Regions from separate parts of the Homo sapiens genome. Here region 1 is linked to region 2. The links are chromatin loops, found by intact Hi-C in ENCODE. Cell type or tissue: heart left ventricle. All regions are shown on one strand.

What was found. Peaks named below come from ENCODE experiments on the same cell type or tissue, not always from the same donor. Only the 100,000 strongest peaks of a DNase experiment are listed, where the experiment ranks them.
Region 1: it touches region 2 in a loop (6-fold over the local background); 2 of 110 quality-filtered maps call a loop at or near these places.

What each region holds. Positions count from the first base shown.
Region 1 is chr11:72,772,112-72,774,611 of GRCh38, forward strand. The region is part of intron 2 of STARD10 (StAR related lipid transfer domain containing 10); the gene reads right to left. Among named protein-coding and RNA genes, the nearest start is that of MIR4692, 10 kb to the right of the region's middle. In heart left ventricle, no CTCF peak of the experiment used is centred here; a DNase peak (open chromatin) is centred at 1,302; H3K27ac peaks cover 831 bases.
Region 2 is chr11:72,584,483-72,586,982 of GRCh38, forward strand. PDE2A (phosphodiesterase 2A) reads right to left here. Exons shown (of 31, transcript NM_002599.5): 14 at 1,588-1,699; 15 at 1,072-1,111; 16 at 889-952; 17 at 390-462; 18 at 69-246. PDE2A-AS2 (PDE2A antisense RNA 2) reads left to right here and starts at 124. Exons shown (of 2, transcript XR_001748291.2): 1 at 124-574. RefSeq lists enhancers at 1-330, 331-852 and silencers at 1-64, 1,295-1,394. In heart left ventricle, a CTCF peak has its summit at 1,403 (motif pointing right); DNase peaks (open chromatin) are centred at 69 and 1,389; H3K4me3 peaks cover 285 bases; H3K27me3 peaks cover 1,686 bases.

The DNA of each region.
Region 1 (2,500 bases), 190 kb after region 2:
GCAGTCACGGTTCTCCCTGTGCCTGGCACTGCCATAGTGGGCATGGTTCTCCCTGTGCCCGGTGCTGCCATAGGGGGCATGGTTCTCCCTGTGCACAGCGCTGCCATAGCCATAGTGGGCATGGCTCCCCTGTGCCCGGTGCTGCCATAGTGGGCACGGTTCTCCCTGTGCCCGGTGCTGCCATAGTGGGCATGGCTCTCCCTGTGCCCAGTGCTGCCATAGCCACAGTGGGCACGGTTCTCCCTGTGCCTGGCGCTGCCATAGGGGGCATGGTTCTCCCTGTGCCCAGCGTTGTCATAGTGGGCATGGCTCTGGACTTGTCCCTTATGCTCTTACTCTCAACCTCTAGCCAACTCTGCCCGTTGGATTCCACTCGGCCACAACCTTCCCAGCAGCCCCTCTTCACTGCCCAGACAGGCCTCACCATCCTTACTTGGACCCCTGTAGCCACATCCTCTTCTCTGTCCTCTGTGGCCAGGGAGCTTTTTAAAACCCAGAGCTGGTAATGGCTCTTCCCAGCCTGAAAGCTTCTGCTGTCTGTCTGTCTGTCTATCTCTCTCTCTCTCTTTCTCTGCCATCAGGATAAAATCTAAACTCCAAAATGTCCTCCCCACCCTGGTTCTGCCTCTTCTTTTCCTCACTGTTATCCCTGAACCCCTGCCACAGGGGAGCCTACCTCCCTGACCAACTCACCAAGACTTTCTCAGCTTGTTGCTTTATCCTGCTGGTCCCCTGAGGCCCCATCCAAACACCAGCTCCTGGAGAAGCCCCTGTACCGTCCCCCAACCATGCTGCCAGTCATATACTCACTCAGCCTGAGTATATGTCTCTGTCCCCACACTGCTCACAAAAGGCTGTCACTGTCTCCATGTGTCTCCCCATGAGGCCTTGAGTCTCTTAAGAGCAGGACCCAGGTCTGATATCTCCAGGTGGCTGGCAGGATGGGTGGGAGGCATGAGAAGAGGTTTGTTGAATGAATAAACAACCGGGACAGGAACAACATGACCAGTATAAATATTAAGGACAGAGTAACCTTAAGACACAGGAACAAAGTCACCAGTAGAGACATTAAGGACACAGCCAGTAACCATTAAGGGACAGGGGAACAGAGATGGATAGAAAACACACCCCAAAGGGAAGACCTTGAGACCCAGAGACAGGCTTGAGGTGGCTGCACCCCTCTTGGTACCTCCCTCTATCCCCTCTGGCATGCTTGGACTGGCCTTGATGCCCTGGGGCCCCTGGAGGCAGGACAGGGGGCTTCAGAAGGGGAAACCACAGCACAGTCAGAGCTGAGCCAGGGGCGGGAGCTGCCAGGAGACAGCTGAGGAGACATAATTGGATCACAGACAACTCTGCTTCTGCAGTGAGGGGGTGTGACTCACACACACAGAGTAACGCCAGACACAGAAACACACACAGAGTCTCACTCACAGGCACAGGCGCACATACCTTCAACACAGATTGACTGACCCTGTCAGGCCCCTGTCCCGGGGCTGTCACGTGGGTAGGAAGGGGGGAGATGGGAAACCCAGCACCTGCCCCTGAGGAGCTCAGTGTCTGCCAGACTAAGGGCCACATCACACACACAGTCACCCACAATTCAGCTCCACACACGAAGGCCCCAACAGAATCCTCAATCCCTATCACGTTATCTCGTCCTTATGCACAACCATCATCTGGTGTCTTATTTAGTTGTTTGCTTCTATTTTGCTCGTCACCCGTTCAGGATGTAAAACCCATGACAGCAGGGTCTGATCTGTGTGGTTTGCCCCTAAATTCCTAGATATGACACAATCCTTGGAACATAGTATGTCCTCAATAAACATACTGAAGCAATGAATGAATGCATGCATGTATGCAAGTGGAGACACACAAGGGAACTCCATCCTTCTGGCTATCAGGCCTCTACCTCAAGACTCATCACCTCTCTGGCAAAGTACCAGGCCCCAGCCACTCTGGCAGGGTCCAAAGACGGCAGGCAGGGGCAGGAGATGGTGGAGGGGATCTCAGGAAGCCGGGGGAGATGGAGGTGGTAACAAAACCCAAGGATGAGTAAATGGCTCAGGCACCAAAGGGGAGAGCAGAGGTGGCAGTCACCCCCTACTTCCCATTAGGCAGCAGGAGGCAGTATATATGTGCAGACATTGCTCACTGACCCCAGGACATAGGATTCCAGAGAAGCATCAGAGGTGGCAAGTACCTGCCTTCAGGGAGCCCAGGCTGAGGGGCAGGAAGGCAATGGTTATGCTAAAGCCCCAGAGAACAGCTCCAGCTGCCCTGTGCCACCTGCCCCGTGCCACCTGCCCCAGGCTCTCTTTAAAGACAGGTGAAAGGAATCTACTGTGATTGGCATGGTACCCTCTGCTGCCCATACTTTTGAGTCTCCAGGGGCCCCAGGGCATCAAGGCCAGTCCAAGCATGCCAGAGGGGATGAAGGGAGGCACCAGGAGGGGTGGGGCTGTCTCAAGCCCAACACGTAGTCTGAGCTGCTTTCCCC
Region 2 (2,500 bases):
CCCCCGCTCGCTCGGACCCGCCCCGCCCGGCGCAGGCCCCGCCCCTCCGCCCGGGCCGCCACGCGCACCCTGGTTCTCGTTCTTGATGGGGAAGCAGAGGATGTTGCGCGTGCGGAAGCCGGTGCTGTCGTCCACGCCGCGGTAGAAAAGCGGATGGGCATATGCGTCAGGGATGTTCAGGATCTGGCCCGTGGTCGCCACGTGTCCCGCGATGCCCTGATCGGCCGGGATGCGGATCTCATAGCTCTGCCGGAGCAGAGATGGAGTCGAGAGGAAGAAGTTAGTGACCCGGCCACAGAGGGGACTGTTAAACCTCGGGCCGCTCCCCAGCGCCGCCGGCGGACTCCCGGACACCCCTAGGGCCACATACTCCCTCCACACCCTCTCACCTCATCATCCACCACGCCCCCGTCGAACACCTTGGCCACCAGCTCATTCTGATCCAGCAGGAACACAGAGCAGCTGTGGAGGGAGGGGTTTGGTCCTCTGGGGCCTGACAACCCCCTCTGATCGCCCTCACGTCCCATAAGGAGGCAAAGGCCGGATTTCCGAGGCCTGGGAGGAGTGCTCCAAGGTAAGACACTCTGCTCAGGGCTGGCTGGCTCCAGAAACGTGTCCATTCAAGTGTTTTGTTTTTTTTTTTTTTTGGAAGCACCTACTATGTGCCAGGCACTGTGATAGGAGCTGAGGATCCAAAGCCAGCCCTGTCCCTGCTGTATTGGAGCCTACAGTCTAGCGAGGGAGACAGGCATGAAATAAAGGATCCCTCAAAAGGTGATGAAGTCCCGCAGAAGGCAGAGAAAGGGAAGTGGGTGGGGCAGGAAAGGAGATGATGGGGACTGAAGGCCACAGCCTCTCTCGCCCTGTCCCCTGGGTAGAGTCACTCACATCTCTGCGTTGCTGAGGTTTCTGGCCTCCGTGATGATCTCCTGGAGCAGGACAGAGACGTCATCTGGGGAAGGGAGAAGACCAGGCAGGGTGAGACCAGGCTGCCAAGACCTCCCGCCTCTCCTCTGCAAATGCCAGCCCCCATGCCCACACACAGCCAGGCAGAGAGAACAGTGCACTCACCCAGGTGGGTGAAGAGGTTCTTTGCCACTTGGAGAAGAGCCTGGAATGAAGGAAATGGAGATCATAGGGGGGTCGGGGTGTAGGGGTCACCCTATCCAACCTCCTGCCTCCAACAGCACCCGGGTCTTCTCCTTCCTTCCCTAGGGCTCACTGGACAAGCCAGAAACTGTCAGTGTCTAATTATATCATTTGGCTACTAAGTGAAGGAGTGAGGGAATAGCCCCGGTGCAGGTGAGGAGTCTCCTGAGTGTCTCAGCCGCCTTCACGCCAGCTCTAGCTGCCTAGGTGTTGCTGTAGTGCCCAAATTGAACACTAGAGGGCGATCACATACAGTGCCTGCGGGCAGTGGCGCGGGTCCTGAACAACTGCAAGCCTTCAAGTTATGAGGTTATGGAGCCACCTGGGGAAGGGCTGCCACCAGTCCAGAAAGACATGGGCATTTCCCTTCTGAATGGCTCTCGGGGCTGAAAACTGAGCGAGTCGGTGCCCGAGAGAGGCTGAAGGCAGGTCACTCACCTGGCACTCACACTTGAGTTTCTGTTCCTTCTGGAAGGCCAGGGTGCTGGTGAGCACGGTGCTGGTGTAGTGGAAGCAGTGCTGGATCACATGCTCGTCCTCGTCGGTGAACCTGGAGGAGGGGGTGGGCTCACTCAGGAGGGAAGGGAAGACTGGCTTCTCTCCCCACTCTCCTTACTTCTGTTCCATCAGAAGCCCACAGGGGTACCCACCTGCCAACTATATAACCACTGCACAGGCCCTTGGAACAGCTTCCCACCCCCATGACCCTGCAGACTGGGGGCTGCCCAAGGGGAGGGCTCCAGTCCTCCTTAGATGCTTGAAACCAGAGCCATACCTCCCGTCTCTGATTTGGGATTTACCCAGCCCAAAGCTGGGTCTCCTCCCTCAGACTAGAGATTGCCTGGGCTCAAGCTGGTGTTCTGCTCTTCCCCAGGCACACCTCCAGCCTTGGGGAGGGGCGGTGGCACTGCCCTATCTTGTGCAGCTCCTGTCACTACCCCACTCTCCCTGGACTCCGCTGGCCCTGATTCGGTGCCTCCAGAAATCTTAGGGTGGTGGTGTGGAGAGGACTGCTTGCCCTGCTCATGGAGCTAGCTCTGGTGAGACAAGATAAGCCCCAAATCCTGCTCACGTCATTCAATCTGGCCACCAAATGATTTGTCACTGGGGAGCTGCATGGGGCTGGGTGGACCAATGGTGTGGGTCATGGGAAGAGCCTGCCTTAGCCCACATCACGCTGCCCTGAGGTGTCCCTGCCTAAGCCCTTCCCCACTTTTTGGCTGGCCTTGGTGCTCCACCCTGGTGGGGCATCCCCCATTCATGCTTGCCATCCAGTGATTCGGATCTAGATCCCATCCCCACCATCCTGGGTCTGTCTGCACACCTTTCTTACATTTGTGGTCCCTCAGCT